2 separate regions of the Homo sapiens genome follow, and region 2 is linked to region 1. Evidence: read pairs that join two places in POLR2A ChIA-PET (ENCODE). Cell type or tissue: MCF 10A. All regions are shown on one strand. Links, peaks and the distances in the headings refer to the core of each region. The heading gives the core; the rest is flanking DNA. Region 1 overlaps LINC02402 (long intergenic non-protein coding RNA 2402). Region 2 has its middle 32 kb from the start of LINC02450.

Region 1 (12,723 bases), core at 1,883-9,882:
TCTGCATTTGTCGAGTCAGTGTTGCAGTTGGCATTGTCACCACTCCAAGAAGCAGATGAAGATACAGAGGGGAAGAGGGAAAAGTGTAAACACACAGTTCCTCACCAAGCTGGGAAATGGGAGGTTTTCTTCTTTTTTTCTTTCACAGTCATAGACTCATTCCTTGAGGGGAAATTTGTGGCGTGTGCAAGAGGTGGGAGACCAGAGCCAAGGACTGCAAATAATAAAGAGCACGATGTAGCTACAATCAGGAAAGAAACAAGGATCTAAAAGGCAGAGTCAAAGTTGAAAGTTTCACATATGGGAATGGGCACCCAACAGAAAGATCTTGGTCTTCTTAGGCAGATAAAATGCTGAGTCTTGGGCCCCTCCCTAGGGATCTAAGGACTCAGGAATGATTTATTCTTGAAAGGCTGATTAAGATGTTTTGAAATTTGCATACTGGCATCTTTTTGCATACCAGGAAAACTAAGAGGACCTTGAAAGTGTTTTGATAATCACCACTCTCTTTTCCCCTTTTGACATGGATAATTCATATCCCATTTTCATGTGACTAATTCAAATATGATTATTATCCAAACAGAAATATTCTTGTACTTTCATTACTGGAAAATAACTTTCTGCTTGTCAGAGCCAAGTTGAGGAAAAGTCAGCATTGTCTGTTTCTCATAAAGCACATTCTTTCTCTGTCTCATGCCAAAATTCTGTCTCAGTTGGAAATAAAGTGGACAAATCTTCACTGTGGCTGATCTATAGCTTTATAAGAGAAGGAATATATTATGATTCTAACTCTGTCCTTGGGACTTGCTGTTCTGATTTCAGGTTACATGAGTAGAATATTTAAAAATCAGGGAGAGTACATATTCAGAATATGGGCATAAAATGGAAATGTTAGATAATTTTTTATTTTTGACATTAAAATGTTTTTCATAAATTAACATAAACAAAAATCACAGAATGGTTTTTACTTTTACTTAGGAAGAGCAAGGCAAATAAATGTTATTCACACATTGTATCAGGCAAAAATGCAAATGTTCTCCCCAACTAACACCATTAAAAATATTGCCTCTCACAAGTTTCTCCTGGCAAAAGTTAGTTTCAAATCTACAATTTAAATATTATGAGCCAGGCGAGGCACTGTGGCTCACGCGTATAATCCCAGAACTTTGGGAGGCTGAGGCAGGTGGATCACTTGAGGTCAGGAGTTTGAGACCAGCCTGGCCAACATGGTGAAACCTTGTCTCTACTGAAAATACAAAAAATTAGCTGGGCGTGATGGTGTATGCCTGTAATCCCAGCTACTCGGGAGACTGAGGCAAGAGAATCGCTTGAATCTGGGAGGCGGAGGTTGCAGTAAGCCGAGATTGCACCACTGCACTCCAGCCTGGGCAACAAAGCAAAACTCTGTCTCAAAAAAAAAAAATAAATAAATATTATCAGCCAGGTATGGTGGTGCATGCCTGTAGTCCCAGCTACTTGGGAGACTGAGGTGGGAGGCTGAGATGGAAGCTTGAGGCTGAGCCCAGGACTTCAAATCCAGCCTGGGCAATATAGCGAGACCCCATCTCTAAACCAATAATAACTATTATGTGCACAGGGGTGAAATACAGATGCTTCTTTCACTAATATAGGCTGCTCTGTCTTATGCTTTGTGTTAGTAGATGCATTTGAGTAGACCATATTCTGTTTTTATCTTCCTTCCCAACCTGAAATGAGCAAATGTTTCATGGGTTTTTCCTTCTCCTTTTGGTTTCCCCTCATTACACATTTTGCCAGATGGCCAAGGAGTTTCATCTGGAAAAGAATTTTCCATAATAATAGATCATTTGGTACTCACGGCCAATGATCCCACTTCCCCCTGCCATCTACAGGAACCATGGGATGGAGTAAAGTGGCAAATGAGTCATGCCTGGCAGAGCCTAGAGGAGGGGGAAAGACACAGCAAGCAAGGGGAGGCTTGGCTTGTCAAAGACCCGACCGAGAGTCCTAGGATAGTAAGAGCTGAGTGGTGTGTGTGTGTGTGTGTGTGTGTGTGTGTGTGGTGTGTGTGTGTGTGTGTGAGAGAGAGAGAGAGAGTGAACCTATGTACATCCTCAGGAGATACTGTGTGTGTAAGTATTTTGGAGTGTGTAGCTGCAGGTCATTCTGACAGATGCAGAACATGTGTGGCACAACTTTGTATGGCGAAGAGGAGGACTGGGGGAAGACAGGAACATCAATGTGCTGCAAAATGAGATGAGGCTGAGATCCTGGGTGTGTAAGCAAGGGCCTGGTCAAGGAAGCTGTAAAGAAGTGCAAGGGTAAAAGGAAAACTTCCTCTTTGTCCTCAGAAGGTTCAAATCACTCCACAAAAGGCAGGCTAATTGGAGAAAGAGTATGCTAATTTATCATTAATGTTTACATTGTAGATGGGAACACTTCAGAATGAAGACCCAACTCCCCACTGGGGTGCAGAAGCTTATATGCCATCTCAAGATGACAGAAAGAATGGGGACTTGGTGCATGGCCAAAAACAAGTTGTGATGGTAAATTGGGTTTTAGTGGCAAGACAGGTTATGGGAAGGAGAGAACAGGAGACTTGGCTAGCAAAAGTGATCTTATTATGTAAATGGAACCTCAGAGGTAGCAGTCCTCAGTGAGATTAAATGGTAAATTTCTCCCCCGCCCAGTCCTTTAAAGATGTCAGACTCTCAGTTAATGTTTGCTGGGTCTGGATGAGGGAGTGTCTGGCTGCATCAATGCAGATTTTCTACAGATGCAAATTTTCTCCACAAACCACAGGTTTGGAGGGTGCTACTTCATTTTGCTGGCTCTCTGGTAGCCATCTCAAAAATATGTCAAAGAAGTGTATTTTGAGGAAAAATATTTTTCTTTCCTTCAGACTCCACTTTGAAACGTTAAAAAATTTTCACATATTAAAAACCAAGTTGATCCCACTGGAGGGATTTGGGCTAGATGTTGCTAGACAAAGGAGTGGAGACAAATTGGGATAAACACAAAAGAACGACTTTAAATATATCAACCCATATCTTCTTTAATCAGCCTCTTAGCCCTGAGAATAGATCAGTTTAGTTAAATGGCTGTGTCCCATTCTAAGAGGTGGCATTGCAGATAGGATAGGCCTCTACATATGATGTAGGCAAACAGATCTTTAATAAGAGGCATTTCTATGGAAAAAGAAGAAAAAGGTTAATATCTGGAGTACTCTATAGACTAATTTTTCTAGAGTCTCTGAAGCATCTTCAAATTGCAATGGCAATCTGACAGATTTTTCTGGATTGTAGTTTGAATTAAGTGTTCAAGTAAACTTTCTGAGTAGTCCATACATCAGGAGGTGAGAAGATGATTTATAAAAGTTGCTTGGATTTCTCCTGAAGTTCATTTAAGTTGCTTAGCTTCAGTTTGCAAGGCTTTAAGAAAAGCACAGTTTTAGTGTCTAGTGATTCCAAGTCAGGAAAACGAAAGAAGCATTTGGAAATATTAGTTTGGAGACGTGTGGCCAGAAAAAAATTCAGAATTCAATCCAAAGTGTAGGCATATAATAAAAACTCAAAAATAATGGACACAGCTGGAATCTCATAACAGGTATACTCTAGTTTTCTTTTGGAACATAATTTTTATTTCTACGGTCCTCTATTTCTACCAAAGACAAATTACAGTAGGACAAATGTATTTTCAAGATAAGTTTTAGTCTTATTATACTTGGCCTGGTTATTTGCATAAAGTGCAGCAAGAATTGTGATTGGCTATATAGGCTTTTTTATTTTTATTTATTTTTCTTCTTCTTTTAGAGATGGGATTCTTACTATGTCATTCAGGCTGCATATAAACTCTTTTAAGACTGACTTTGCTGGAACTTTTTCATAAGGAATCTCAGATTAGACTTTTAAAAGCCTCAAGGCTAGAAGCCATGCCAAGGATTTGCCATCAGACTATTGCAATATCTGTATGAATTGGGTGAGTTCCTCTTTCCTCAAAGTGCTCAAATAATTTGAGGTTCCTGGGACTGTCAGAAAGTGACATTCCTTAGTTACCAAAGGTCAGGGAACTTGTAAAGGAACCTTGCAGACAACATACCAGACCAGCCTTTCCAAGAAGCTTTTTTTGAGCTTTATAAGTCAACCTTAATTCCTCAAAGCAGTCTGGTCATTATGGAAAATATGCCATTCCAGTTAAATGCTTTGTAAAGTAACCAGTATCTCCAATTGTGTCCTGTTAGAGAAACAAACAAACAAACATAAATACAACAGATCTTTATTGAATTTATGCAAATAACTATATTGCTATAAATTAAAAATATAGTTTCCAAATTCTGGAGAAATGAGTTAGAGAGAAATATAAAAGCTTCAGGTTTTGCTCACAAAATATACTTTACCCAATTTGTTGTAAGCTTGAATAGCTCAAAAGAAAAAGTTTTCTTGACCCTGGAAGACAAAACGTTAAAAAAAAAAGCAGTGTTTCAAACAAAAGAAATCATAAAACATCATTTTAGTCCTCTGTTAGTTCAGTCCCATGTAATTAATTCTTGTTTTGCCTGATGTTGGGCCAGCAATTCTCATGAATGCTGGAAGTTTTTATTTATTCCAATGGTATAATCTCTAAAGCTATCAGAAACCTGAATAAGAGTACTTGTCAGAGCCTTTTCCACACATTTTCTTAAAGAAGCAATTTTATACTGTAGCTGATTATAAACCACTTTTTGAGAAGAATCATAGTAAAACAATAATTGTCTGTGGATGACAAAAATCTTAGAATAACTATGGCTAATGACATTTGACAAGGACATTTGGTTATTTCTATGACATGCAATAATTTAACATAATAATCATAATTATTATTAACATATACTAAAATATATCAGAATTTTAGAAATCTCATAATTTTGGAATATATATTAATAATGCATTTACACAAATACAATGCAAAGAAAGTTAAACACCATTTCATATTTGACAATGCTTCCTGTATGATTTTAACATACTAAATAATCCTAATATAGCTCGTTTGAACTTCCAGGGGGCGTAATATAAATAAAGTTAGTCTGAGGTTAAAAAAACTGAGTTTAGAATTTGAAACGTTGATTTAGGAAAGTTTGTCAAATATCAAAAGTTTAAAACGCTTGCTCAAAATAGGATCACAGATCATTATAAAATAATAGTCATTAATTTAGCTAAGTGATAATGAAAACATTTTAAAAAGCAAAACATTTTACTCTTCAACAGAGAGGACACTCAGTTTCCCAATTATAAAACCTGACAAAAACACCATAAGGGAAACAAAAATCTGTCTCTCCCTCTCTCCCCTCTCTTTTTCTTGTAGTCTAATGAAAAGTTAAACAAAAATATTTTTCTGTCTCTTATTAATACTATACAAAAATCTTATTCAAAAAAGAAATCCAAATTCTACCTTTGTGTTAGTGTATAATTAATGTTCATGCTAATTTTAATAAAAACTTGTAAGCAAATATATCCAATCTCAATCAGTTTTAACCATAAGATTTTTATAAATATTTTATAACCTCTTACAATTTTTCTCATTTTTTCCAACTTTTTATATCCATTTAGTTTATCGATTTTTAAATTTCTTTAATATAATCCAACTTTTAAAAGCTAAAACCAACTTTTAGAAGCCAAGTAAATTTCGTTACTTTCCCTGTAACAAAAACCACATTCTCATGCCTTTTTATAACTTTTCTTTTCAACCAAAAGTCCTTCCTACTTTCTTTATATACTTTACATATGGAATTGTTTCTCTTATATCTAATAGTTTTAATTACATATATTAATTAAATGTTTACTCTTAATAATCCTTATTTTTTATGAAAAGCCTCAGCAGTAAGCAATTTTAATCATGTACGAGATGTAATGTCCAGGACAAAAAACAGAGCTGTGAAGACAATGCTTAGAGGATATAACCCCTCTCAGCATGGCCAAGAGGCACAGCTGAGCAAGGGAGGAAAGGGCCTAAGTGTTGTCCCCACACCCCACTATGGTCACTTATCTAGACTTCAGAATCTAAAGGCTCAAATCCAAAGATGTAAGCTCACAGACAAATTATTCAAGTATTAAAAATAACATAGAAGCAACAGTTTTATGACCTTAAAACATTTATCAGGACAGTATAAACCTGTCTGACCAATAGACCCAGGCAAAATTGTCTAAATTATATTCTAAAGATGTTTTTATTTACAATTTAACAAACTATTTGCCAAAGATTACTAAAATCATACGAACTTAAACAACATTTAAGCTTATTTACCTAATTTATGAGTGCTCATTTATTTATAAATCAATTTGGTACCATATAGATAGTATACAAACAGACAATACACATGAACACAGAAAACCATAGACAGACATCAATAAAGGCTTTATAGTTTTGATTTTAGAATTTTAGCCATGAGAATAGTAAAACTCACTAATTTAAAGGGACAGCGGGAGGAAAACTGTGCCTTTATAAATGGAAAACTTTAAGGTTTATCCTGAGAAACGCTTATTGAGTTTTAGAGAAAACCAGATAGCAATTTATATCTCAAAGCATATACATAGAGATAATTTAAGCTTTTTCAATAAGGAGTTTGTTTGTGTTAGAGGAAGATTAAAAATGAATGCCAAGGTAGACCAGATACAGTGGCTCATGCTTGTAATCCTCGCACTTTGGGAGGCTGAGGAGGGTGGATCACTTTAGGTCAGGAGTTTGAGACAAGCCTGACCAACATGGTGAAAACCTATCTCTACTAAAAGCAAAAAACAAAAAAGAAAGAAAGAAAGAAAGAAAGAAAGAAGCCAAGGTAACACAAAATGATAGGAATTTACCATAGAATTGTATAAAGAGAACAATTTCATTTCAGCAGATAGCTGTTAATTTAGTTCTGTTTTCTAACTAGATCACTGAGCTCATGGCAGAGCCCATTAAGGAACAGGGCCAACAGTGCATTTGCAATTTTTAGGGCCTGATATTTTAAATACATGAAAAGCAGTTGTAGTTGGAAGACAGAACATTTAACCCTTTAAAAACCAATGATCTCACCCTTGAACTGAATCGTGGGTCCCCCAAAAGAGGAAAACACCATGGGCAGGGCCATGCAATGCTTCCACAGTGCACTGTGCTACAGAGACATTTCTCTAAGTGTTTAGATTGTGCCTTTCTTATTTAAACATGAAAAAAATAACTAGCCCCCTGTCGTAATAATCATTTATTGTAAATGACTGCTGTCAGTCACCTCTAAAACTGTAGCTCTTGCCAGGGACTTGCAGTCATCATAGACACAAAGGGCAAGTGTCCTCTCAGTAAAAAATAATCTCTGCTACTCCCAAAAGCCCAAGAGATCAGGTGATAAAATACAAAAGAGCGCATAGTTTTAGAGCTGAGAGGAATCTGTCCACAACTCTTTAGACTCTACAGGAAGACAGGAGACCCTAAAATGGGGTGAGCGATGCTTTTTTCTGTGTTCCATAAGGGATCTGAGTCATTAGATGTCCCCATAGATCTTTTCATGTGGTACCAAAGATGGCAAAGGGAAAGAAAGAACAGGGAGCAGTAAAAGTAAATGGGAGAACAATTCTTAAGAAAGGAAGTGAGCAGAGGGACCAGGCACATACTTAAAAAAAAATGTTGGTCAATTGAGAAAAAAATTTTAAAAACAGAATACAAACGGGAAAAAGCCAAAAGTCCTTTAACATATACCAAAAGTCCTTTAAAATATACCTATACATATAAGTAGTTTGAATATTAGCTTTTAATTAAGTGAACTGTTAACCATAGAGCCTTTAAAAAATTATCTTAAAATCTCTTATTATCAGATTATTTATTTATTTATTTATTTATTTATTTATTTATTTTTCTGAGATGGAGTCTCACTCTGTCGCCCAGGCTGGAGTGCAGTGGCATGATCTCGGCTCAAGTAATTCTCCTGCCTCAGCCTCCTGAGTAGCTGGGTAGTAGTACAGTCATGTACAGCTGAGTAGCTGAGTAGTAGTACAGTCATGCACCACCATGCCCAGCTAAGTTTTGTATTTTTAGTAGAGACAGAGTTTCACCGTGTTGGCTAGGCTGGTCTCGAACTCCTGACCTCAGGTGATCCACCCACCTTGGCCTCCCGAGTGCTGGGATTACAGGAGTGAGGCACTGCACCTGGCCTTATTCTCAGATTTTAGCTGGGAAAAACAGCCGATATTTCTGGCTTTTGAATTTTTATTTTATTATTATTATTATTTTTTTACCAAAGACATCCTCCCAAGTGAACCAAGAATATGACTTAACCAAGGATGCATGAGGTGATTCCAGAGAGGTGAATGGGCATCCCAAAAAGTCACACAAACAAACCGAAAAGGACGGATTTCCTTACTGGAAATCTAATCCAAGCTGTGTGGTAGTCTAATAGTTAATAGTTTCTTGCTTTTGGGGAACGTTTTAACTTTTGGATTACAAAGCGAAGCAGCCCTCATTGTTAATCCTGCAGGGATCCAAAGTAGGCAGTTAGAGCAGTTAGAGCAGGATTTTAACTTTGTTTTAGGTCAGAGTTTTACTATTTAATTTGATCACGAGAATTTCTAAGGTTGGTCATGACAGTATTATGTGTCTTTCTTTTAATTTGATTTTCCCATCAATTATTTAGAATAAGAGAGCTCTGTTTTTGTTTGTTTGTTTGTTTGTTTGTTTGTTTTAAACTTAGGAGTCTAATTTAAAGTATCCATCTTCTGGCCATTGACAACTAGAATTTCCAGTGGAAATTATTCCAATAGCAACTCAATCCAATTGCCTTTTTACGGAAAGCCCAGGATGTAATTTTCCAAGTTTAGAAAAAAAGGTGCTTCCTGGAGAGGGCATAGAAGAAGCAAACCCAAAGACTGCCCCCACCCAAAAAAAAAAAAAAAAAAAAATCCACTCCCAATGTTACCAGAAAGGGGTCTGGATTCAGACCCCAAGAGGGAGTCCTTGAATCTTGCCCAAGAAAGAATTCAGGGCGAGTCCATGGAGTAAAGTGAAAGGAAGTTTATTAGTAAAGGAAAGTAAAGGAATAAAAGAATGGCTATTCCGGCCGGGCGTGGTGGCTCATGCCTGTAATCTCAGCACTTTGGGAGGCCGAGGCGGGTGGATCACGAGGTCAGGAGTTCGAGACCAGCCTGGCCAATAAGGTGAAACCCCGTCTCTAATAAAAATACAAAAATTAGCCAGGCATTGTGGCATACACCTGTAGTCCCAGCTATTAGGGAGGCTGAGGCAGAATAGCTTGAACCTGGGAGGCAGAGGTTGCAGTGAGCCGAGATCATGCCACTGCACTCCAGCCTGGGCGACAGAGTGAGACTCTGTCTCAAAAAAAAAAAAAAAAGAAAAGAAAATGGCTATTCCATAGAGCAGCCTCGACGGCTGCTGGTGGTCATTTCTTGATTATATGCTAAACAAGGGGAGGAATATTCATGCCTTCTATTTTTAGACCATATAGGGTAACTTTCTGACATTGCCATGGCATTTGTAAACTGTCGTGACGCTGGTGGGAGTGAGGACAACCAGTGAGGACAGCCAGAGGACACGCTTGTTGCCATCTTGGTTTTGGTGGGCTGGCTTCTTTACTGCAACCTGTTTTATCCACAGAGTCTTTATGACCTTGTGTATTTTGTGCCGACCTCCTACCTCATCCTGTGACTTAGAATGCCTAGCCATTTGGGAATGCAGCCCAGCATGTCTTAGCTTTACTTTACCTAGCCCCTATTCAAGATGGAGTTGCCTCTGACACCAGGATTAGGCTAAGACAGCGAAAGGCATTTGTTGTGACAGATGTTTAAGGATGGTGTTTGCCTCTAGTAACCCACAAATTTATAAGGGGACACCAGTCACAGACCTGCTAATCTGAGACACCCCATATGCCTTCCTGGAATTGGACTTTTCTGGCACTAACCAGGCAACAAGAATGGAAATGACATAAGTCCTGTAGGGTTGGAACATCTCAAGACAAACTATCCCAAAAGCATCATACGTTCGGAATGAAAATCTTGGGTTCCAGGTCATTTTCAGGCTGACCACCTAATGTGATCTGAAAATCATGTGCCCTGGATGGCAGAGACCAAGAGAGAGTGCTTCCATTTGGTCACAAGTCAAACTCTCAGGGACATGGAACAAAAACAGAGGGAGCCTCAACCAGTGCCCCTCTTTATGACAGCCAAAGTCAAAGGAAAGGACTATTTCTGGGAGGAAAGATATCAAACAATATGAATATTTGTATCACAAAGTACCAAATAGTACGCTAGAGTCACTGCACCAAGACTAGTCACATAAGTCTTCTTCTCCCATTAATCAGAATTTTGCAGAGGCAACAGTGATTTTTGCCATCCACTTGACTGGATTGTACAGAGAGAGATCCTGGGAGCCTGGCTGTAAGAAATTCTTACCCTTTTGCCCATGGATCAGGTCCTAGATTCTCTTATCTGTAGCTTCCAGAAGAATGGAATTTTGACCCTACCAACTAAGCCAAACTCTAGGAGCAAAGGGATAGGTTTGCTGAAAAAAAGAAGTCAACTCACAAAAGGCAGGCTAATTGGAGAAAGGCATGCTAATTTATTAATGTGTATGCTGTAGATGGGGAGACTTCAGAATGAAGACCCAATCCCCTAGTGGGTCGCAGAAACTTCTATACCATCTTGAGGTTACAGAGAGAATGGGGGATTTGTGCATGGCCAAAAACAGCATATGGTGTAAGTCAGGTTTTAGTGGCAAGACAGGTTATGGGAGGAAGAGAAGAGACTTGGCTAGCAAAGGTGGTCTTGTTATGTAAATGACACCTCATGGGTAGCAGCCCTCAGATAGACGAACTAGTAACTGTTTCCTTAGGCCTTTCGAGATGTCGGACTCTCAGTTAATCTTTGCTGGACGTGGACAAGGGAAGGCCTGGCTGCATCAATGCGGATTATCTATAGATGCAACATTTGACTGCCTTTGCAAAATTATAGCTGAGGAAATTATGACAGTGAAAGAAATCAAACCTAACCCACTCCATCTTGCTTCTAACCTTTAAGCTGTCCCTGTTCATTCCTGCGCGTAGGCCGCAGTAACTTTGGAAAGGAATTCGGTTCATGATTTGACTCTGAAACAAAATTGATAACAGCCCTTTCCCGAAAAGACCCCCTTCTTGCCTGGGGACCAGTCTGACTTTGCAGGACTAATAAACTAGCTACAAGATTAGAAATTACAGTTTAGGGGTCATGCAACCTCTGGCTCCAAGAGTCTGAACCGCCCCAAATTGTTCCTGGGGATAACATCAGTGTTGTAAAACCTAAGATCAGTGCTTGAGATATTTTGCAGACCCTGCCCTGGATGGATCAGCTGATACCACACACACTGGTAATCTGGCTCAATCAGTTCTGCCATCCCACCCAGGAACAGAAGACAGAAAAACTCACCATGACCCCCATGATTCCATCTTCAACCTGACCGATCAGTACTCCCCACTTCCCAAGCTCCAACCCACCAAATTATCTTTAAAAACTTTGATCCCTGAATGCTTGGGGAGACAGATTTGAGTAATAATAAGACTCTGGTCTTCTACACAGATGGCTCTGCGTGAATTACTCTTTCTCCATGGCAATTCCCCTGTCTTGATAAATCAGCTCTGTCTAGGCAGCGGGCAAGGTGAACCCATTGGGCGGTTACAATTTTCCCAGCAAAAGACAGGTTTCGAGGGTGTTACCTCATTTTGCTGGTTCTCTGGTTGTCATTCCAAAATATGTCAAAGAAATATATTTTGGGGAAAAATATTTTGATTCCCTTCAGAAGGTAGAGGAAACACACATCATACCATTAGCTGGTTTGCCAAATTTTAGTTGTTAGATCAGAAAACTAAGAAACGGCATTCTTCACCTGGAGCCTGGATTTGTAATATTCAAGAAATTTCATGACCCTTGGAGTCTGCAGGCAGGGTAGTTTACATCACATGAAATCTAAACGATGGTCTTACTTCTGGAACCAGAATCTTTACTCTGCCTGGTGCAAAAGAAGTAACTTGCAAATATAGTGTTCATTTAGACTGAAGCTCATGAAAACTAACTAACTTTGGACTTAGTGACTTTCAGCAAATTATCTAACCTCTCTGGGCTTCAATATCCTCAATTGAAAAATGAAGCAACTGGTCTAGATAAGTGGTCTCTAAACAGTTTTCTAAAACTTTTCCTAGAAAGTGCCCCATCCCTCACTTCCAGGGCACAAGCAGACCTGTTAGGACTTTTTCTGATTTTACCACAGTCTTTAAAGAATACTTACTGCCGATTAAAAGAAAAAAAAATCATTTTGGAGCCACCAGATTGAATTCTACGTTCCCTTCTAGCATTATCATGCTAAATGTGAATGCAGTGTGGTTGACATGAATACATTATTCAGATATTTACTAAGCATCTACTGTGCATTGACCACAGTTTTAGGCATTGAGGATAAAGCAGTAAAGGAGACAAGTCCTTATCCTCACAGAGCATACATTCTAGTTGAGGGATAGATTAATGAACAAAGTGATTACAGGGAATGATTGGTATATTATAGCAGAGAAAGGGCACGGAAGCAGTGGGGATCTCTCTGAGCAGTGGCATCTGAACAGACATCCAAATGAAGCCAGGGAAAGACTATAAAGACCTGGGTAGAACATTCCAGAAAGAGAGAACAGAGAGTGGAAAACCGTGGGCAGACATGAGCCTGCAAATTTATTTTTTACCACATGAACTAATGATCTAGGTCTCCAGC
Region 2 (12,723 bases), core at 3,245-11,244, 110 kb after region 1:
CCATGACTTTGCACTTCTCTTAAAGGATTTCACTGGCCCTTTGGAATTTTAAGGTCAATTGTCAGCATAATCTCCCAAAACCTCAACTCTTCACTGAATCTTCTCTTCACTTCCTTGCTCTTCCCCAGACACTGCTTCCCTTGCAGCTCTCTTGAAAGATGGACATTTTCTCTCTCATCCTTCTTGTACTGCTGGACCTGGAGGTGGGTGAATTATTTTGCCTTAATTTCTGCCAGCACAGTGGCTCACACCTGTAATCCCAGCACTTTGGGAGGTGAAGGTGGGTGGATCTCTTGAGCCCAGGAGTTGGAGGTCAGCCTGGGCAACATACTGAAACCACATCTTTACTAAAAATACAAAAATTAGCTGGACATGGTGGCGCATGCCTGTAGTCCCAGCTGCTTGAGAGTCTGAGATGGGAGGATCAGTTAGTTGAACTCAGGAGGTGGAGGTTGCAGTGAGCTATGATCATGCCACTGCACTCCAGCCTGGGCAACAGAGTGACACCCCCCAAACCAAAAAACACTTCTGCCTCTAGACCTTTCTCTCTCTCCTCCTTAAAATCTGTTATAAATCTCATGTTGTCAATTTAGATCACCCTATATCCCTGCTCCCTTGCTGTAGTCCATAAGGACACCTTGGGTCACTCTGCCTGATTTCTTGAGGACTTTTTAGCTTGTGGCTCACTGCCATTCTCTCATCATTATTTATTTAATTGTTAGTAATGTAAATAGACAGGTAGAGGATTCTTGACTTTTTCTCCTCTGCTTATCTTGTCCTCTGTCTCATCTCAGAAACTATCTCTTGTAGTTGTCAACCTAAATAATGAGCTCTCTAAGAAATATGTTTATTTGCAAATAGAGCAACGCCTTGTGAATATGTGTGCCATGGTAAACTCTGTGCGTATTCAGGGAGGTAAAGGAAGACAAAGATTTTTTATGTTTTTTTAAAATTTTTTATTTTTAGAGACAAGGTCTCACTATGTTGCCCCAGCTGGCCTCGACTTCCTAGGCTCAAGTAATCCTCCCATGTCAGCCTTCTTAGTAGCTGGAATTACAGGCATGTGCCACTGCTGATAAAGGTTTTTAAAGGAAAAAATGAGGAATACATAATCATTTTGAAATAATTATCCCTGGCTACAGAGACCAATAACAAGGGTGACACCAGTTCAAGGTTGGACAAGCAGTTGCTGTGCAGATGTCCTTGCAGAAGTATTTTTTTTTGTGTGAGGTTGCAATGGCCTTTGTGCAAGGTTGTAGTTTTTGTAGTCTTTCATGATAGTTTTTACTATCAGGCATCCTAGCCAGGAGAACCCTCATTTCGTGGCCTTCCCTGGTTCTGTTTGTAAAGGTTTTTTAAATTTGTTTTTTTACTTTGAGCATTTTTTATTAATGTATGGTTATTCATAACACAGCACGGTAAATAGAGATTTATGCTTTAAATGTTTAAACCTATATGCAATCTTTATATGTTTCCATATTCAGCCTTTATATACATTTGGCAAGACTTTGCAAAAGCTGTCATTAGATAAGGATATTGAGTGCACAGGTTGCTGTTAATTCCAGTGGAAACAAAGTCTCTTAACTCATTTTTTTCTACTTTGCTGATTTTCCAAACAATTGCATCTTTTTAAATTTCAAAATTATAATTTTGTTGACATTCAGAAATATTGACAATGCATGTAAAGGTATGCACAATGCATAGAATATATTACAGCATGGAATGAAACTGCATATTCGTCTGCATTAATCTAATTATGCATATATATATTTTTTTATTATACTTTAAGTTTTAGGGTACAGGTGCACAATGTGCAGGTTTGTTACATATGTATACATGTGCCATGTTGGTGTGCTGCACCCATTAACTCGTCATTTAACATTAGGTATATCTCCTAATGCTATCCCTCCCCACTCCCCCAACCCCACAATAGGCCCCGGTGTGTGATGTTCCCCTTCTTGTGTCCATGTGTTCTCATTGCTCAATTCCCATCTATGAGTGAGAATATGTGGTGTTTGTTTTTTTGTCCCTGAGATGGTTTGCTGAGAATGATGGTTTCCAGCTTCATCCATGTCCCTACAAAGGACATGAACTCATCCTTTTTTATGGCTGCATAGGATTCCATGGTGTATATGTGCCACATTTTCTTAATCCAGTCTATCATTGTTGGACATTAGGCTAGGTTCCAAGTCTTTGCTATTGTGAATAGTGCCACAATAAACATATGTGTGCATGTGTCTTTATAGCAGCATGATTTATAGTCCTTTGGGTATATACCCAGTAATGGGATGGCTGGGTCAAATGGTATTTCTAGTTCTAGATCCCTGAGGAATCACCACACTGACTTCCACAATGGTTGAACTAGTTTACAGTCCCACCAACAGTGTAAAAGTGTTCCTATTTCTCCACATCCTCTCTAGCACCTGTTGTTTCCTGACTTTTTAATGATCACAATTCTTTATTTTATTTTATTTTATTTTTTAATGATCACAATTCTAGCTGGTGTGAGATGGTATCTCATTGTGGTTTTGATTTACATTTCTCTGATGGCCAGTGATGATGAGCATTTTTTCATGTGTCTTTTGGCTGCATAAATGTCTTCTTTTGGGAAGTGTCTGTTCATGTCCTTTGCCCACTTTTGATGGGGTTGTTTGTTTTTTTCTTGTAAATTTGTTTGAGTTCATTGTAGATTCTGGATATTAGCCCTTTGTCAGATGAGTAGATTGCAAAAATTTTCTCCCATTCTATAGGTTGCCTGTTCACTCTGATGGTAGTTTCTTTTGCTGTGCAGAAGCTGTTTAGTTTAATTAGATCCCATTTGTCAATTTTGGCTTTTGTTGCCATTGCTTTTGGTGTTTCAGACATGAAATCCTTGCCCATGCCTATGTCCTGAATGGTATTGCCTAGGTTTTCTTCTAGGGTTTTTATGGTTTTAGGTCTAACATGTAAGTCTTCAATCCATCTTGAATTAATTTTTGTATAAGGTTTAAGAAAGGGGTCCAGTTTCAGCTTTCTACATATGGCTAGCCAGTTTTCCCAGCACCATTTATTAAATAGGGAATCCTTTCCCCATTGCTTGTTTTTGTCAGGTTTGTCAGAGATCAGATAGTTGTAGATATGCGGCATTATTTCTGAGGGCTCTGTTCTGTTCCATTGATCTATATCTCTGTTTTGGTTACTGTAGCCTTGTAGTATAGTTTGAAGTCAGGTAGTGTGATGCCTCCAGCTTTGTTCTTTTGGCTTAGGATTGACTTGGCGATGCGGGCTCTTTTTTGATTCCATATGAACTTTAGTTTTTTCCAATTCTGTGAAGAAAGTCATTGGTAGCTTGATGGGGATGGCATTGAATCTATAAATTACCTTGGGCAGTATGGCCATTTTCACAATATTGATTCTTCCTATCCATGAGCATGGAATGTTCTTCCATTTGTTTGTATCCTCTTTTATTTCATTGAGCAGTGTTTTGTAGTTCTCCTTGAAGAGGTCCTTCACATCCCTTGTAAGTTGGATTCCTATGTATTTTATTCTCTTTGAAGCAATTGTGAATGGGAGTTCACTCATGATTTGGCTCTCTGTCTGTTATTGGTGTATAAGAATGCTTGTGATTTTTGCACATTGATTTTGTATCCTGAGACTTTGCTGAAGTTGCCTATCAGCTTAAGGAGATTTTGGGGTGAGACAGTGGGGTTTTCTAGATATACAATCATGTCATCTGCAAGCAGGGACAATTTGACTTCCTCTTTTCCTAATTGAATACCCTTTATTTCCTTCTCCTGCCTAATTGCCCTGGCCAGAACTTCCAACACTATGTTGAATAGGAGTGGTGAGAGAGGGCATCCCTGTCTTGTGCCAGTTTTCAAAGGGAACACTTCCAGTTTTTGTCCATTCAGTATGATATTGGCTGTGGTTTTGTCATAGATAGCTCTTATTATTTTGAAATATGTCCCATCAATACCTAATTTAGTGAGAGTTTTTAGCATGAAGAGTTGTTGAATTTTGTCAAAGGCCTTTTCTGCATCTATTGAGACAATTGTATGGTTTTTGTCATTGGTTCTGTTTATATGCTGGATTACATTTATTGATTTGCATGTGTTGAACCAGCCTTGCATCCCAGGGATGAAGCCCACTTGATCATGGTGGATAAGCTTTTTGATGTGCTGCTGGATTCGTTTTGCCAGTATGTTATTGAGGATTTTTGCATCGATGTTCATCAAGGATATTGGTCTAAAATTCTCTTTTTTGTGTGTCTCTGCCAGGCTTTGTTATCAGGATGATGCTGGCCTCATAAAATGAGTTAGGGAGGATTCCCTCTCTTTCTATTGATTGGAATAGTTTCAGAAGGAATGGTACCAGTTCTTCCTTGTACCTCTGGTAGAATTTGGCTGTGAGTCCATCTGGTCCTGGACTCTTTTTGGTTGGTAAGCTATTAATTATTGCCTCAATTTCAGAGCCTATTATTGGTCTATTCAGAGATTCAACTTCTTCCTGGTTTAGTCTTGGGAGGGTGTATGTGTCCAGGAATTTATCCATTTCTTCTAGATTTTCTAGTTTGTTTGCATAGAGGTGTTTATAGTATTCTCTGATGGTAGTTTGTATTTCTGTGGGATTGGTGGTGATATCCCCTTTATCATTTTTTATTGCATCTATTTGATTCTTCTCTCTTTTTTTCTTTATTAGTCTTGCTAGTGGTCTATCAATTTTGTTGATCTTTTCAAAAACCAGCTGCTGGATTCATGGATTTTTTGAAGGGTTTTTTTTTTCTCCATTTCCTTCAGTTCTGCTCTGATCTTAGTTATTTCTTGCCTTCTGCTAGCTTTTGAATGTGTTTGCTCTTGCTTCTCTAGTTCTTTTAATTGTGATGTTAGGGTGTCAATTTTAGATCTTTCCTGCTTTCTCTTGTGGCCATTTGATGCTATAAATTTCCCTGTACATACTACTTTGAATGTGTCCCAGAGATTCTGGTATGTTGTGTCTTTGTTCTCATTGGTTTCAAAGAACATCTTTATTGCTGCCTTCATTTTGTTATTTACCCAGTAGTCATTCAGGAGCAGGTTGTTCAGTTTCCATGTAGTTGAGCAGTTTTGAGTGAGCTTCTTAATCCTGAGTTCTAGTTTGATTGCACTGTGGTCTGAGAGACAGTTTGTTTTAATTTCTGTTCTTTTACATTTGCTGAGGAGTGCTTTACTTCCAACTATGTGGTCAGTTTTGGAATAGGTGTGGTGTGGTGCTGAAAAGAATGTATATTCTATTGATTTGGGGTGGAGAGTTCTGTAGATGTCTATTAGGTCCGCTTGGTGCAGAGCTGAGTTCAGTTCCTGGATATCATTGTTAACTTTCTGTCTTATTGATCTAATGTTGACAGTGGGGTGTCAAAGTCTCCCATTATTATGATGTGTGGGGGTCTAAGTCTCTTTGTAGGTCACTAAGGACTTGCTTTATGAATCTGGGTGCTCCTGTATTGGGTGCATATATATTTAGGATAGTTAGCTCTTCTTGTTGAATTGATCCCTTTACCATTATGTAATGGCCTTCTTTGTCTCTTTTGATCTTTGTTGGTTTAAAGTCTGTTTTATCAGAGACTAGGATTGCAACCCCTGCCTTTTTTTGTTTTCCATTTGCTAGGTAGATCTTCCTCCATCCCTTTATTTTGACCTATGTGTGTCTCTGCCCATGAGATGGGTTTCCTGAATACAGCACACTGATGGGTCTTGACTCTTTATCCAATTTGCCAGTCTGTGTCTTTTAATTGGAGCATTTAGCCCATTTACATTTAAGGTTAATATTGTTATGTGTGAATTTGATCCAGTCATTATGATGTCAGCTGGTTATTTTGCTTAGTTGATGCAGTTTCTTCCTAGCCTCAGTGGTCTTCACAATTTGGCATGTTTTTGCAGTGGCTGGTACCAGTTGTTTCTTTCCATGTTTAGTGCTTCCTTCAGGAGCTCTTTTAGGGCAGGCCTGGTGGTGACAAAATCTCTCAGCATTTGCTTGTCTGTAAAGTATTTTATTTCTCCTTCACTTATGAAGCTTAATTTGGCTGGATATGAAATTCTGGGTTGAAAATTCTTTAAGAATGTTGAATATTGGCCCCCACTCTCTTCTGGCTTGTAGAGTTTCTGCTGAGAGATCAGCTGTTAGTCTGATGGGCTTCCCTTTGTGGGTAACCTGACCTTTCTCTCTGGCTGCCCTTAACATTTTTTCCTCCATTTCAACTTTGGTGAATCTGACAATTATGTGTCTTGGAGTTGCTCTTCTCGAGGAGTATCTTTGTGGCATTCTCTGTATTTCCTGAATTTGAATGTTGGCCTGCCTTGCTAGATTGGGGAAGTTCTGCTGGATAATATCCTGCAGAGTGTTTTCCAACTTGGTTCCATTCTCACTGTCACTTTCAGATACACCAATCAGAAGTAGATTTGGTCTTTTCACATAGTCCCATATTTCTTGGAGGCTTTGTTTGTTTCTTTTTATTCTTTTTTCTCTAAACTTCTTGCTTCATTTCACTCATTTGATCTTCCATCACTGAAACCCCTTCTTCCACTTGATGGACTCGGCTACTGAGGCTTGTGCATTCATCATGTAGCTCTCGTGCCATGGTTTTCAGCTCCATCAGGTCCTTTAAGGACTTCTCTACATTGATTATTCTAGTTAGCCATTTGTCTAATTTGTTTTCAAGGTTTTTCACTTCTTTGCCGTGGGTTCGAACTTCTTCCTTTAGCTCAGAGTAGTTCAATTGTCTGAAGCCTTCTTCTCTCGACTTGTCAAAGTCATTCTCTGTCCAGCTTTGTTCCGTTGCTGGTGAGGAGCTGCGTTCCTTTGGAGGAGGAGAGGTGCTCTGATTTTTAGAGTTTCCAGCTTTTCTGCTCTGTTTTTCCCCCATCTTTGTGGTTTTATCTACCTTTGGTCTTTGACGATGGTGACATACCGATGGGGTTTTGGTGTGGATGTCCTTTCTGTTTGTTAGTTTTCCTTCTAACAGTCAGGACCCTCAGCTGCAGGTCTGTTGGAGTTCGCTGGAGGTCTAGTCCAGACCCTGTTTGCCTGGGTATCAGCAGCAGAGGCTGCAGAACAGCAGATATTGGTGAACAGCAAATGTTGCTGCCTGATCGTTCCTCTGGAAGTTTTGTCTCTGATGAGTACCTGGCCGTGTGAGGTGTCAGTCTGCTCCTACTGGGGTGTGCCTCCCAGTTAGGCTACTCGGGGGTCAGGGACCCACTTGAGGAGGCAGTCTGTCCATTCTCAGATCTCCAGCTGCATGCTGGGAGATCCACTACTCTCTTCAAAGCTGTCAGACAGGGACATTTAAGTCTGCAGAGGTTTCTGCTGCCTGTTGTTTGGCTATGCCCTACCCCCAGAGGTGGAGTCTACAGAGGCAGGCAGGCCTCCTTGAGCTGTGGTGGGCTCCACCCAGTTCGAGCTTCTGGGCCGCTTTGTTTACCTACTGAAGCCTTGGCAATGGCGGGTGCCCCTCCCCCAGCTTCACTGCTGCCTTGTAGTTTGATCTCAGACTGCTGTGCTAGCAATGAGCGAGGCTCCATGGGCGTAGGACCCTCTGAGCCAGGCGCGGGATATAATCTCCTGGTGTGCTGTTTGCTAAGACCATTGCAAAAGCACAGTATTAGGGTGAGAGTGACCCGAATTTCCAGTTGCTGTCTGTCACCCCTTTTTTTGACTTGGAAAGGGAATTCCCTGACTCCTTGGCTGTTTTGCAGATCCACTTAAACCCCTGTCTTCCTGCAGGGCATAACTTCACAAATACGTGTGGCGCAGACACAGAGTCCTAGAACATGTTTTGGGGAATTGAAAATAGTTCCTTAAGACTGAGGTGTTCAGTGAGGAGGAAAGAAGGGCAAGGGATAAAACTTCATAGAAAATATCCACACTTGCCGTCTTTATTTTCTTTGGTTCAGTGCCTTAGTGAGTCAGGCTTTTGGACTGTAAACTTTGAATGGAAAGATCTAAGGCTGGGCATGCTTAAGTTTCAGACAAATCATCTGTCTTTGCTCCTTATGGTTCACACCTGGCATCTGTCAGCAGGGCTGCCTCCTTGGGATGCTGACTGGTGGTTACAAAAGAGAAGCCCCACAGCCTTTCATGAAACAACTATATATCCCTGTATCATAGATCATAGAGAACCAAAATGTGTGGTTTAGGAAATGTCAAGCATGTTCAGGAATCTTAGACTTCATTCATTTGCCATTAGTTGACATTAGATTGGTATTTCTTTGCCCACTATTGGCTCCTTGAAAACTGAATCCTAACTCTTAGAGCAGTGCCTGCACAGTCTTTCCATAAGGATGAATTAATATGGGTGATGCAGCCACAAATTAGGCCTTTCAAATTTTTCAGCTGGTTTTTCCTCCAGAGGGTGTCTGTAGGCTGTACAGGAAGCATGGCGCTAGCATCTGCTCAGCTTCTGGCGAGGCCTCAGGGAGCTTACAGTCATGGTGGAAGGTGAAGGCAGGAGCCAGGGTATCACATGGTGATAGAGGGAGCAAAAGAGCTTTTTTTCTTTTAAACACTAGTAACTCCATTTTGGTTCTGAAACTTTCACATGGTCTTACACCAGTGGATCTTGTGCTTATGCTTAACTTGAACCTTGCCAGAATCTTAATTTCAAACATTCAGCTCCTAGATCATGTTTTTCATCTTTATAGCCCACTTCTTGCAGCAGCCTAGCTCCAACAATCTTTCAACACTCCCAGGACCTTCAATCTAGTGTCTCCACCAGTCAAACACCAGAGGCAACCCTTCTGGGTGGATGAATTAAGAAAAGGTGTCTTCTCTGGGCATGAGACACAGACTAGATTTTGGCCCTCTTTTACCCCTTTCAGACACAGCTAAGAAAAAAAAAAACTGTGCTGCCTGTTCACACTTCAAATTCGTGATCAGTAACCTCAAGTGAACCATGATTCCTCCCATCAGCTTGACTGTATTTCCTTTGCATATAATTTTCTGTTTGCCTAGACAATGATTTAATTTCCTCTTTCTTCTCTTCAGAGCTTTAACGTCTCCTCCCTCACTGAGTTTCAACTGATGACCTTGCTTTCCAATCCACCAAAGAAATTGGAGCCATGGCAAGAAAACCTCCACAAGTTCCTCTCAGCACACCTAGTCACCCATGTACATCTCTATCTACATGCTGTACCTTCTCTTTGGCTTGTATTCCTCCACTCGGGCACTGAATCTCATTGCTTTTGCCTACTCAAGGGCACTGCTGCCAGGATTCTCTCTGCTCCTTTTTATCACCAAATAATGCCTTTGCATTGGATCATTCCTACCAGAATTTAGGCATTATTTCTTTCCTCTTCAACACAGGTCTCTATAGACCTTATTTCCCTCTTCAGTTGCTCTGTTTTTCTATTTTCTGTCATAGGAAAATTTATCAAATGTATTGTCTGCACTTGAGGTCTCCATGACTGTGGTCAGTCTTTCACCTCTCTACTCTACTGCTCTTGTTAAGGTCACCAGCGACAACCACATTTTCAAAAACAGTGATCAAATTATCAGTCTTCCTCTCCTTGGCCTGTTAGAGGCATTTAACGTAGTAGGTTGATCTCTCTTCCTTGGAATATTTTTTCATTTAGCTTCAAGGACACCACACTCTTCTGGTTTCCATTAACCTTTTTGCAAAGTGATGTCTCCTCTACTGGTTCTTCCTTAACTCTAACCTCTAAATATTGGAACACCCCAGTGTTCATTCTTGGTCTTCTTCTCTTTCTGTCTCTCCCTAAATGATCTTATCCAGCCTCATGGCTTCAAGTAACATTTTCATGTTGATAATTCCCAAATTTATATCTATCTTCAGCCTGGACACTCCATAGAATTTCAGACTTGTACTTCATACCCCCATTGCCTAATCAGAATTTCTACTTGGATATCAAATAGGCATCACAAATTGAACAAGATCAAACTGAACAACTGATATCCATCTCTCCTCTCAAAGAAACTGCTACTCCCATGGTCTTCTTTATCTCTAAGATGGCAATTCCATTCTTTTAGTTGATTAGCCCCCAAACCTTGGAGTTAATTGATTCATCTTTTGTCTCACACTATCAACAAATCCTATTGGCTCTAGCTTTAAGATATGTCCCAAATCAGGTCACTCATCTCCTCCATGGCTACCATCTTAGGTGAACCACCATCATCTCTCATTGGATATTTGTAATAGCTTCCTAACTGGTCTCCCTGCTTTCACCTTTGCTCTGTTATCTGTTTTCCACACAGCAGCTAGTGTAATCTTTCCAATACATAGGCCATATCATGTCATTCCTCTACTCATAATACTGCAATGCTTTTCCAGATTGCTCAGATAAAAGCCAATGCCCTATGCATGACCTACAAAGCCTTAAATGATCTGGCTCCCTGTTACTTCTATCCCAAGTTACTCTCTGACCTCCTCTTCCATCACGTTTCCTCCTTCTGTTTTAGTCACACTGCTTTCCTGAGTTCACCAGATAGGCTTTTGCCTCAGGACATTTGCACTTGCCATTCCCATGCTCAAAATGTCCTTTGTCCAGATACCCACGTGGCTCATGGCCTCACTCCCTTCAGGTGTTTATTCAAAAGTTTTAGTGAAGACTTTTGCAGATACTTTCTCTAAAATTTCATTCTCCTATGCATACTTTCTATTTCCTTCTCTGCTTTTTCTCCTTAGCACTACTTATCACTATCTAATGTACCTCACATTTTATACCATCTTGTTTTTCATCTGACTCTCCCACCAGAATTTAAGTTCTGTGGAAGCAGGACGTTTCAGTTGTCTGTGTTGTTCGTTTTGCTCTCTGTTGCGTCTCCAGTGCTTAAAAACGTGCTGGACTCCCAGCAGGTGGTTAAGAAATGTTTGCTGAATGACTAATTGAAGTTAAAGAGGAATCAGCCAATACTGCCTCTTTTTACAAGGCATTATAACCTACTGTTTAAGAGCATGGGCTCAAAATCCTGCTGTGTAACATTAGGTAGGTTATTTAATCTGTTTTCCCCTGTGCAAAATGGGGTAATAAAATTTCCTACTGCATAGGGTTACTGGGAACATAGAGAAAACAGATATAGAGAAATAACTGTAGAGGTGAAATATTTAGACTAAGTGCACGTTAAGTTTTTTTTTTTTTTCTTTTTTAGCGACAGGGTCTTACTCTGCCACCCAGACTGGAGTGCAGTGTTGTGATCTTGGCTCACTGTGGTCTTAAACTCTGGGGCTCAAGTGATCCTCCCACTTTAGCCTCCTGAGTAGTTGGGACTTTAGGCATGGGTCACCACACCTGGCTAATTTTTAAATTTTTGGTGGAGATGGGGTCTTACTATGTTGCCCAGACTGGTCTCAAACTGGTCCCATGAGCAATCCTCCTGCTTCAGCCTCCCAGAGTGCTGGGATTAAAGTTGTAAGCCACTGCAGCCAGACACGGAGTCTTAATTTTCATTATTATTGTTGTCCTCGGCTAATGTTATGTCATCTTCCCGTCTGTTCATTACACCATCCTTATAAGTTATTTATACAATATAAACCTATTTATAGGAATTCCAGCTCTGCTGCTCATTAGCTGCGTGATATAAGGCAATGTACCTAATCTTTCTGAACCTCAGTTGTCTGATCTTTAGATTAGAGATAACAGTACTTACTTTGCAGAGTCATGGTGAGGATTAAATGATATTTAAAAGCAGTTAACAACTTGCCCTGACTCATAGTAAATGCTCGATAAGTAAAAGCTCTTAGCTGTGTTGTGAGGGTGCAGGATATGGAGGAGGCATTCTGGCAGGGCAAGCGGGAGCCAGGCTGTGGAGCTGGTTGGACTGCTTGTGTTCAAGTTCTTCTAAAATTGAAACTCATAAACAAGCAGCCTGTGCAATCACAGTCTTTAATTCAGTTCTTCTTTACCTAAAGATTGCTCAGGAATTTTTTTTTAGTAGAGATTGTAATTTTTAGAGTTTCTTGAGATGTGTTTCTTTTTATAGTTGCATCTTCCATAGGCTCTTTTCTCTGATTTTAAAATATTCTATCTAGAGTCTAAGAGAACACACATGTATCTATTCTCTCTTTCTTTGTTTTTGTTCAACTTGAAGCTAACACTATCTCTTCCAAGGTTTTAGTAGCTTCCATATCACCAGTTCTTCCTTGTTGATTGAAATCACACACAGAGTAGCAAATTCACTTGTTTCCCCTCTACCCTTTGAGCATCCAGCAAGGAGATGGACATTATTTTTATGTTACAGAGCAACTACATGAAGTTGTCTAAACTGGCCTGTTTTAACCTAATATTCCCTCAAGCCAGACCTAACCAGCTTTTGTACAAGCCTGAGAATACCTAACAAGCTGATTATTCAATACCACCCACTTCACCGCATACATTCTTAGGTATTGTTGCACAAACTCATCTTCTGTCCCGATTTCAGAAGGAACTCCATGAATGGAAGAATCCCTGAGGGGACAGAAGTGAAGGTTAAATCCTACACTAAATACATGAGCTCATCTTTTTAGAATCCTGCAGAGCCGAGAGTGGAATTATGCCAACATTTCACATTGACCAGGCAAACTGTCAGCATTGTCTATTTCCTTTTTATTTTATACAGCGTAAATATCTTTAAAATAACCTACTAAAAAACTGCAGAGTGAGAAAGACCACCCTCTTCCTAGTCATGATTCAAATTTTAAGTGGGTGTACAAAATGAAGTAAAATGATTAGACACAGAGAACACATTTTAAATATAATTTTAAAATAATTTTTCCTG

Evidence for each region. ChIA-PET counts read pairs that join two places held together with the same protein. Peaks named below come from ENCODE experiments on the same cell type or tissue, not always from the same donor. Only the 100,000 strongest peaks of a DNase experiment are listed, where the experiment ranks them.
Region 2: POLR2A ChIA-PET joins it to region 1 with 5 read pairs; 3 of 35 experiments call an interaction of 5 or more read pairs at or near these places.

What each region holds. Positions count from the first base shown.
Region 1 is chr12:42,611,751-42,624,473 of GRCh38, forward strand. It overlaps LINC02402 (long intergenic non-protein coding RNA 2402), which reads right to left. Exons shown (of 6, transcript NR_110042.1): 6 at 3,753-4,212. Among named protein-coding and RNA genes, the nearest start is that of PRICKLE1, 28 kb to the left of the region's middle. RefSeq lists a silencer at 1-63. In MCF 10A, for the core only: no CTCF peak of the experiment used is centred there; no DNase peak of the experiment used is centred there.
Region 2 is chr12:42,718,054-42,730,776 of GRCh38, forward strand. No RefSeq gene overlaps it. Among named protein-coding and RNA genes, the nearest start is that of LINC02450, 32 kb to the left of the region's middle. In MCF 10A, for the core only: no CTCF peak of the experiment used is centred there; a DNase peak (open chromatin) is centred at 7,948.